3 separate regions of the Homo sapiens genome follow, and regions 1 and 3 are each linked to region 2. The links are chromatin contacts, found by Hi-C or POLR2A ChIA-PET in ENCODE. All regions are on one chromosome and are shown on one strand. Each heading gives the region's core, a stretch centred on a gene start or an enhancer-like site at or near the end of the contact. The rest is flanking DNA. Distances are from core to core; before and after follow the strand shown.

Region 1 (3,262 bases), core at 217-2,716, 170 kb after region 2:
CCCATCCCAGCCCTGATCCCTCTGCCTGGACCTCCCCCATCCCAGCCCTGACCTGTCTGTACTGTCATTGGTGACAGGTCTGTCTTCTCCAATAAACTGGGAGCTCCAGGAGGACAGACCTGAGCTACCCTTTCCACTGTACTTCCAACACCCAACACAGAACTACTCAATAGATACATGTTGGTGGAGGACACACGGGTGCCCGCACACAATGGCGCATATAGGACAGCACACACCACCAAACCAAGACTCATGCCCATGGTCATGCCTACACAGCCACAAATGAAACAGGCATGAAGGGCTGAGTGCTTGCCATGTTCCAGGCACTGTGCTAAGCATGCTACATGTATTACCTCATTTAAGACTCCCATCAACACTGCTGAGTGATAGCCATCACCATACAGACATATACACATTCTACTAAATGAGCCAACAGCTATAAATCACCTTGTACAGTGCCTGGTGCACAATGTTCACTCAGCCAACTGACATTTGGTGGAGAAGGCATTTAATAAGCACACAAACAAACACATAATGAAATTCCCAGCAGTGATACGTGCCGTGAAGAAAAGATAAAGCAGGGTGAGGGGACTGAGAGTGACAGGATCAGTGCCAGTTTAGATGGGGAGGTCAGGGAAGGCTGCCCTGAGGAGGTGACATCTGAGGTGAATGAAGTGAAGAAGGGAGCCAGGCAATCATCACCCCACAATGCCACACACAACAGCCCCCTACACTCACAAGCACACAGCAGTCCCACTCAGAGCACTCAGAACTACTGCACACACACATGCACACGCACACCTGTACCAGATGTGCACACACACACTCAAAAGGGAATGACATCCCCCAAGTCCAGCAACTTGGCATTCCAATCCCTTTGCAGCCCTTATCCAAGGATTGCCCATGTCACCCACCCCACTGGTTCTCCACATGAGGGCCCGCTACCAACACCCAGCTCCCTCCCTCCCGTCCCCAGACCCTTCGGAACAGGGCAACAGAGAAGAGAAGATGTTGGAAGTTCCGGTGCCTGATGTGGAAAGAGAGGGCAAAGAGGAGCTGTGGGGGTTAGCGGGGACCCGGCATGGGAGAGAGGGAGTTGCTAGAGTACAGAGGAGAAGGACAATGGAGACAGCTGAGGAGGAGGGGCAGGCAGGGCCCGCAGAGCAAACCTAAATGTGCTGCCTGTCCTCTGAGCAGTGGCACAGGCACCAGCCCCCTTACCTGGAGCCCCCATGCTGGAGTGAACCATGCTGCCCGCCCCGCCAGGGCTGGGGGAACAACTGTGTCATCTCCCCACCCTCTCTGGGGGCCGAGCCCTCCCTGCCGGAAGTCACTCAGGGAGGAAACCACAGGGCCGGTCCGCCCCCTTCAGAAGGGAAAATACCCTGGCCCACAGACCCGCCCCGGCAGCCCGGCCCACCCCAAATCATGTGTGTGTGCTGGGGGGTGGGGGCTAGTGGGGCAGAGGATAAGCAGGCTGGAAGAGCCGACTCCTACGGCTGCGATCCAAGAGGTGCCTGCAACAGTTGCCCCCCGACTTCTGTCGCCCCCATGGAGGCAAACAAGTCTGGAACAGGGAATGGGGGTCTGGGAGAGAAGGTGGGTCCACAGCAGTAACAACAATAAAACACTAGCCAGCAGCTTATTGGAGAGAGGGCTTTGCCGATGCCTGACCCTGTGCCTCACTCTTGACAGGTGCCATCTCCAATGTGGTGGTCACTCTTATTTGCCCCATTTTACAGATGAAAAGACTGAGGATCAGAGAGGTGAGCAGTAGCTTTCCCAAAGGCCCAGAGCCAAGAAGCGTTGAAGCTTAAAAGCACGCCGCGGCAGGGAAGATCAAGCAAGCCCTGCGCCTATCTGCAGGTGAGCTGTTGGGTGCCACCATTGGGAGGAAGTGGTGCCCGTGGGCAGTGGTAGTGGGGACGGTGGGTCGGGGACTTGGCCTGGGGCTACAATAAGTCGCCGGCCAAATGCGGGCGCCCGAGGCGGCTCCAGTGGAGGGGAGCACCAGGTCCCCGGGCTGCCGGCTGGCTCTTCGCGCTGCGGCGCTCCCATTTCAGCGCTTCCCTCCGTGCCCGCCAGAGGGCGGCAGCGCCCAGCCAATGGGCCGGAGGGCGGGGCCGGCTGCGGAGAAGGGAGCCCCTCCCTCCGCTCCCCTCCCCAACACCCTCCCAACACCTCCGCTCGCACACCTGCGAGGGTCACACAAAGGCGCAGGACTCCCGGCGCACCGCAGCTCAGACAAAGGCGCGCCCGAGTCCGCTGCCCTCTTCCTCTTGGTGCCCGAGGTCTGAGGCTGTGGGGCTGCCTGGCGTCTCCAGACACCCCACATGCCCGCCTGGGCCCCGCAGGACATCCTGCGCCCCGTGGCTGGGGGGCCCCCTAAACCACAGGTGCATGCACAGACGCCTGGACTCACCCTCACACACACAAGTATTTCTACAGATGAACCCCAGCACTTCACACACACACACGTGTGCACACACACGTGCATGAACACATCTATGTGCACAGGCCCCAACACCAGCCCTCCCTGCTGACGATGGTCACTCCCATATACTGATACCTCCTCTACTCCCTCACATGGACCCATGGGCACAAGGGCACTTCTACACATATGTGCCCAAGCATACTTCCTGGCCACTCGCACCCACTCACACACAGGCACACTCAGAAAGGGTATACTACAGGCACAACTACAGGAGTGCCCTCCCCTGACTGCACACGTGCCCTGTGCACCCAGACACACCCAGGCAAGCAGGTGGGCACAACAGGAAGGACTGGCAGTTCTCATATATGCACACGAGAGGTGACCGTTTCCCGGCATCTACACTCCACAACATCCCGTATCGTAAAGGCCATTTCACAGAGGAGATCCACAGACCACACAGCAACTGGCCACAGGATTTCTATACATGAGGGTCTTCCCGACAGCAGCCTGGTAGCAGTGGACACTGGAGCCTTGTCTCAAAGCGACATTTACGCAGTAAGCTTTGTTTTCAGTTAGGATTTGTTTTGGGGGGCTTGGAAATGGGGCTATAGGACATTATGGGGGGGGGCAAAACCTCACCAGCCACCCTTATGCTCCACCCTGGACAGACTCAACATCATCCACGTCAGGAACACGCTTTTGGATGTGACCCCATTCCAGCCCCCTAGAGCCAGCAGAGAAGGACCACCCACTTCCAGTGCGGCCAGGTCTGCAGTTCAGTCCTGGAGCCGGGGAAGGCTGTATACGCTCCCTGAGAGATGAAACAAC
Region 2 (3,179 bases), core at 494-2,993:
AGGGATGGGGTCTACATGCTCTGGTGACGGTGATCAGCTGAAGCCAAGTCGTGCCTGTGCTTCAGGCACTCCCTCCACCCCAGCCCATCAAGCACATAACTTGCAGGCCCCTGAAGAGCCTGGCCTTCAGGTCTACCTAACTGTCCAATCCCAACTCCCTGACCCCACTCCAAACCTTGATTTTCCCCTGGGGGGAATTTCCCCTGGCATTTTGTTTTCCCAGTGGTCCTTGGTACTACTAGTCTGGGAACCACATGAAACATACTCCTCGGCTTCCCTCTCTAAGTTCCAAGTTCTTTCTGGTCACACCCCAGAAAGCAGGAAAAGAAACGGGAACAGATCTAGGCCAGTGTAAGGTGGCCACCTGGTGTCCAGTGTGGGCACCTGCAGCTGATGTTGGCCGCAGAGAGCGGCAAGGGGAGGAGAGAGAGGGGAGGAGTCATGTGGTTTGAAAAGGAGTAGGTTTAAGGCACAGCAGCCAGGTGGATCCTGGGTTTGAGGAATAGCAATTTGAGGGGGCTGAGACTCGATGGAAGGATCGGTTGTGTCTGAGATTTTAAGGGATCAGGTTTGGGGGATCTAGTGTACATCTAGGCTTGGGCGGACTTGGGTTTTGAAGGACTTGGATTTGGGGTCTGAGGTCTGTCTGCATTCCAAAAGACCAAGATTTGAGGGACCAAGGATTCATCTGGGCAGGGGGTTTCTCACCAAAGAGCACAAGCTTGGACTCCAAGGTGCGCAGATAGAGAATGTAACAGGCGCCGAAAAAGACAGCCAGAGCCACCAGCAACATAGGGGACGTCACCCTGGAGGAGGAGTGCAGGGAGGCAGCGGTTAGACAGCTGGGGCTGGGCCAGCCCGACGGCCCTGGCCTTCTCCACCGGCGGGCGGCAAGCTACATCCTGGAGACCAGGGAGGGCCAGGTGACATTTAGTCACACTGCATCCTGGCCAGGGTGATGGTGGGGTAGGGGACCTGGCCCTTTGGTGACAAGGTAGTCTAGCAGAGCCAATCCTTGGGGGCGGGGCCTGGGCGGTGAGAAGAGGGCCCTGGGCGGTGAGAGGAGGGACCGGGCGGTGAAGGGCGGGGCCTGAGCGGCGAGAGGAGGGGTCCAGCCGGTCGGGGCTAGTGCGGGTGCGGGGCCCGGGAGGCACTCACACACAGTACAGGATGAGGCCCAGGAACACGAACACATAGTTGCTCTGGTAGTACTCCACGTTGCGTACGAGGCGCTGGCACAGCTCTCCCAGGTTGCGGGGCCGTGAGAAGCGCTGCTGGTCCACGAAGGTGCTCCAGGGCCGGATGGTCGCGCGGCGCCGCTCCAGCCACTCCCGGCCTGCACCGGAGGGAATCAGCTTCGGCAGCAGGGTCCTGCGGGGGGTGGGGCCGGGTCAGTGGTGGACCGGGATGGAGCCCCAGACCCCCGCAAAAGAAGGGGACTAAGGGTGCCTGGACTCCCTCCCGGGACCCCAGATTCCTGTACAGCAGGCAGGGAGGGGACTAGGGGCCCAGACTCCAGGGTCCCATTAGAGGAGACCGGGGCCAACACTTCTGCGGCTCGGGGCTGGGACTCCAGGCTCTCGAGGGAGGAGGGAGGAGGGGGCCGGGGGCCCGGACTCCCGGGTCTCTGGTCCGAGGGCCTAGAGCCAGCTCGCTCACGTGCCGCTCAGCCCTTCCGCCTCGGCATCTTTCTGCTGGTCCTTCTGCGCTGCCATGTCTGCGTCGTGAGGGGTAGAGCTGCTGTAACCAGCCCGGTACCCTGAAGACCCCGCCGGCCCCGCCCGACGCCGGCCCCACCCAGCGGAGTCGACGTGGCGCAGCCCCGGAGCAGCTGGGGACTGTAGTTCTGCCGCCGAGTATTGTGGGAGTTGTAGTCCTGACGGTGACTAAGAGGATGGGCGCTATGATGGCGGTCTGACTCGCAAAACACCTTGGGAGATATAATCCCAGAAAGTGACGGCGCGCGCCTCTGGGTATTATAGGAGTTGTAGTTTCAGGAGGGTGCATGTGGGCTGTCAGGAGCGAGGGCGTTATGGGAACTCTAACGGCAGAAGCGGGCGTTGTGTACTCTCCCAGGGAAGGCACAATGGGGACCGTGCAGAGCTGTCCTTCTGACTCTAGAGGGCATAAAAAAACACCTGGAGGGCTTGCTAAAACAGATTCCTGGGCCCTAGCCCAGATGTTTTCATTCAGCAAGTCTGGGGTGGAGCCCATAATTTCCATTTCTGAGTTCCCAGGTGATGCTGATGCCCCTGGTCCATGGACTACATTTTGAGTAGAAAGATTTAGATAATTTGTGGGAATTGATTCCTTCCTCAAGAGATTGAGGCTAGTGAGGGGGCCATGGTTGCTGGAGGGGTATCTGAGGTTGCCCCCTGCCCCACCTTGTGGAGTCCCAAAGATGAATGAGTTGGGGCTAGGGACACCTCCGACCCCGCCACACACACCTTTGGAGAGAAGGGAGTGAAGTTGGGAAAGACAAAAGGTTGAGAAGTTTTGTGGGCTTTTTTGAAATGGAGTCTCGCTCTTGTTGCCCAGGCTGGAGTGCAATGGCGCAATCTCGGCTCACTGCAACCTCTGCCTCCTGGGTTCAAGCGATTCTCCTGCCTCAGCCTCCAGAGTAGCTGGGATTACAGGCGCCCGCCACCACGCCCAGCTAATTTTTGTATTTTTTTAGTAGAGACGGGGTTTCACCATGTTGGCCAGGCTGGTCTCGTACTCCTGACCTCGTGATCTTCCTGTCTCAGCCTCTCAAAGTGCTGGGATTACAGGCGTGAGCCATTGTGCCTGGCCCACAGGGCTGGAATTCTAATTGAATTCTAATGGGGTGAACCAGAACAGGGCCTCAAGAAATGTGTGTGGAAGTATAGGGAAGCCTGGGCTCCCTTAAGCAGACTGGGATCCTAATTTTCCAAAGCAGCTGGGTGGGGCTGGAAGGAAAATATCTATATGGGATAACCAGGTGACCTTTTTTTTTTTGAAAATTTTTTTAAGTAGATAAGGGATTTTGCTGTGTTGGCCCAGTAGGTCTCAAACTCCTGGACTCAAGCGATCCTTCTGCCTGGCCTTCCCAAGTATTGGGATTACAGGTGTGAGCCACCATGCCCAGGTTCAAGTGACTTTTTTTTTTTTTTGAGACGGAGTCTCACTCTGTCGCCAGGGCTGGAGTGCAGTGGCAC
Region 3 (3,189 bases), core at 178-2,677, 230 kb after region 2:
GCCTTATGCACACCCGGGTTCAGAAGCTCTCCCAGGCTGACTCTCCCCAAGCATTCAGTTTGGTTCCATTTAAGACATGCATACTGAATACTATCACGAATTAGCACTATGCTGTAAGCTGAAGAAACAAATGCAAATGAGACACAACTCTGCCCTCATAGAGACCCTCATCTGAAGTTGTTGGTGGGGGAGGGAATGAACAATAAATACACAGTTACTGATACACACAGCAACACAGAAGTACCTCAAAACCAAAGTGAGAGATGCAGAAGACCACACACTGTAGGATTCCATTTACATGAAATTCTAGACAGCAAAACTACTGTGACGGAAAAGCAAATGAGTGGTTGAAAAGGGCTGCAGTGGAAGGAGGGGACTGACAGCAAAGGCGCCGGAGGGAACTTTTTAGGGTAATGGAAATGTTTTGTAACATGATTGTGGTGGTGGTTACACAACTGTGTGTGTGTGTAAACTCATTAAACTGTACATTTACAACTGGTGAATTTTATTGCATGCAAATTATATCACAATAAAGCTGATTGCAAATAAATAAATAAATAATTACCAGCCAGAATATTCAAGACTCAAGATAGGGCTCTATGGGAGCCAAGAGGAGGTGGATGGGGCAGTGACGGAAGGCTTCTGAGAAGAGGTGATGCCTGAGATAAGACCTGAAGGATAAACAGGAGGCAGGATGGAGAAAGCGTTCCCATGGAAGAAGAGCTTTCACATGGAAGCAGGTGAGAACTGAAAAAAGTTCACTATGTTTTGAACACAGAATGGAGAGTAAGACTATCAAGAAGTGAGTGCAAAGAAAATCAGGGTTCAAAATACAAATCCATTGCTATTCGAAGTACCATGTTGAATAAAACCCACCTGCACCTGAAAAGGCCCAGAGAGAAGGAAACTATGAGACACGACTGGGGATTTTTTTTTTTTTTTTTTTTTTGAGACAGGGTCTCTCTCCTCCCTCTGTCATCCAGGCTGGAGTGCAGTGGCACAATCACAACTCACTGCCACCTCGACCTTCTCCTGCCTCAACCTCCTGAGTAGCTGGGACGACAGGCGTGCACCACCACAACCTGCTAATTTTTGTATTTTGTGGTAGAGACAGGTTTTTGCCATGTTGCACAGCCTGGTCTTGAACTCCTCGGCTTAAGCGATCTACTGGCCTTGATCTCCCAAAGTGCCAAGATTACAGGCATGAGCCACCGCTCTGGGCCAAGACTGGGGATTTCTAATTGGCCTCCTGTCTGCCCCACAGAAAGGTCTCCTTCCTGCCGCCCTTCCCAGAACTTCCTCCCTGCTCTTTTCACATGGGGATGTCTCTCTCCATTAGGAAGCAGCCTCTGCTCTGGACCTATCCCCCAACCCTGCCCACATCTCCAAGAGTTTGTGGGCCCCAGTGAATCCCTCCAACCTGGATTCCATGTGGCCACTGCCCCCTGGTGGCTGAAGTGATGCATGACTAAGGACGAAGGGACACCTCCAAGTCCAGGCCCAGCATGCCCTTCCAGAGGCCAGTCCAAGGCACTCCCACTACTGCCCCCCAAGACACACCCTTGTCCCTGACAGTCTCCTCCTTGCTAAATCCTACAAGCACTTTTCAGTCCTATCTGACTCTCCTCTGCAGCATGCAGCCACAAATATCTTTTCAAAATCCTCTTGGCATCTAAGAAACCTCACTCTCTTGGTTCTCCAGCTCTGTCTGGGCTGCTCTCCCAGGGTGAATCATCCCCTCCCACAACTGCTTTCTCTATGCTGGTAATCCCTAAATTTGTCTCCAGTTTAGCCCTCTCTCCTAAGCTTCACATCAGGATACCCAGCCACCTCCTAGAGGTTCCAAAAATACCTCAAAATCAACATGTCTAATCTAATCATGTCATCTTCTCTACCATGCCCCTAGACCTTGGTTCCCACTCCCCATGGTGATACTCCATCCAATCTAGCATTCAAGTCAGAAAAATTGTCCCTGTCCTTGACACCTTCCTCTTCCTCATATTCACATCCAATCAGGATTGAAATCCCATCCAGTTCATTTACTTCATTAATATTAAAATTTTAAACCATATGAAATTGACAATATCACCCAGCTTTTTCTTACAAAATGGGAATTTCATAGAGTTCAACCGAGTATTTCTCAAATCCATCTCCTCCTCTCTTCCCTGCTCCCAGTGTCCTAGTTCAGGCCTCCACATCTCCTGCTTGGCCCATGAATCTCCTTACTACCTGGCCTCCCAGTCTCCCCTCTTGCCCCCTTTCTAGTCTATCCTCCACACTGGCTACTGGGGTAATGTTTCTACAATATGGCTCTGATCAAATCACTCCCCTGCTTCAAACTCTTACTTCCTGTTGCACACAGGACAAAAGCCAAACTCCTTAGTCAGCTTTTCAGACCCTTCACAGTAACTGGCTCCCCTCCCTCTACAGGGAGCACCACTATGCATCCTGTACTGCAACCACACCAAACCACCACCACTTCCTTGAATCTGCCCTTAACCTCTTGGCCTTTGTACTTGCAGTTCCCTATAACTGGAATGCCCTTCTCACTCTTGTCCCCCTGGCTAACTTCTATTTGACTCCAAGAACCAACTTAAAATCATATGTTAATGTAAACCTCCAGTTCATCCATTCATCCATCCAATACACACAGCTTGAGTATCTATACTTGTATGACCTCCATAGAAGGTACCGGGGACACAAAGGGGAATAGGACACAATTCCTGCCATCAAGAAAGCTCACGGTCCAGTAAGAGACACAAATGCATATATAAATCACAACACTATAGTGTGCTAGGACACAAAACTAGACTGGGAAAATTGAATTTTACTTATTTTTGAGATGCCGTTTCACTCTGTTGCCCAGGTTGGAGTGCAGTGGCACTATTATGGCTCACTGCACACTCGAACTCCTGGGCTCATGTTATCCTCCTGCCTCGGCCGCCCCAGTAGCTGGGACTATAGGTGCGCACAACTACACCCGGCATTTTCTTGAATTTTAAAGGGGACTGGGACGCCGAGGCGGGTGGATCATGAGGTCAGGAGATTGAGACCATCCTGGCTAACACAGTGAAACCCCATCTCTACTGAAAATACAAAAAAAAAAATTAGCCGGGTGTGGTGGCGGGCGTCTGTAGTCCCAGCTACTTGGGAGGCTGAAGCAGGAGAATGGTGTGAACCCGGGAGGCA

The links. A loop is a pair of places that touch in the nucleus more often than their neighbours do. ChIA-PET counts read pairs that join two places held with the same protein, here RNA polymerase II (POLR2A). Pooled maps may share reads with other maps.
Region 1: a pooled map shows a loop between it and region 2 (4-fold over the local background). The contact joins the promoter of LNROP here to the promoter of RABAC1 in region 2. A Hi-C loop is called at or near these places in 5 of 37 single-sample maps with no recorded cell type and 8 of 50 pooled maps. POLR2A ChIA-PET finds 5 or more read pairs at or near these places in 4 of 52 experiments (AG04450, B cell, Panc1 and 1 more).
Region 3: a pooled map shows a loop between it and region 2 (4-fold over the local background). The contact joins the enhancer-like site here to the promoter of RABAC1 in region 2. A Hi-C loop is called at or near these places in 1 of 37 single-sample maps with no recorded cell type and 6 of 50 pooled maps. POLR2A ChIA-PET finds 5 or more read pairs at or near these places in 1 of 52 experiments (activated T-cell).

Annotation. Positions count from the first base shown.
Region 1 is chr19:42,131,163-42,134,424 of GRCh38, forward strand. LNROP (long non-coding regulator of POU2F2) reads left to right here and starts at 1,467. Exons shown (of 3, transcript NR_038332.1): 1 at 1,467-1,599; 2 at 1,743-1,866. POU2F2 (POU class 2 homeobox 2) reads right to left here and starts at 1,284. Exons shown (of 15, transcript NM_001394376.1): 1 at 1,222-1,284. The coding sequence starts at 1,249. It overlaps MIR4323 (microRNA 4323), which reads right to left and starts at 2,351; the gene lies at 2,283-2,351. RefSeq lists a silencer at 1,966-2,225 and an enhancer at 2,506-2,555.
Region 2 is chr19:41,957,578-41,960,756 of GRCh38, forward strand. RABAC1 (Rab acceptor 1) reads right to left here and starts at 1,744. Exons shown (of 5, transcript NM_006423.3): 1 at 1,660-1,744; 2 at 1,159-1,371; 3 at 709-806. The coding sequence starts at 1,715. RefSeq lists silencers at 952-1,021, 1,472-1,721 and an enhancer at 1,832-2,121.
Region 3 is chr19:42,183,069-42,186,257 of GRCh38, forward strand. It overlaps a transcript of POU2F2 not described here. Among named protein-coding and RNA genes, the nearest start is that of POU2F2-AS2, 32 kb to the left of the region's middle. Within about 2 kb of position 1,428, at least 7 of the 41 ENCODE cell types and tissues checked have a DNase peak (open chromatin) inside an H3K27ac peak, as active enhancers do.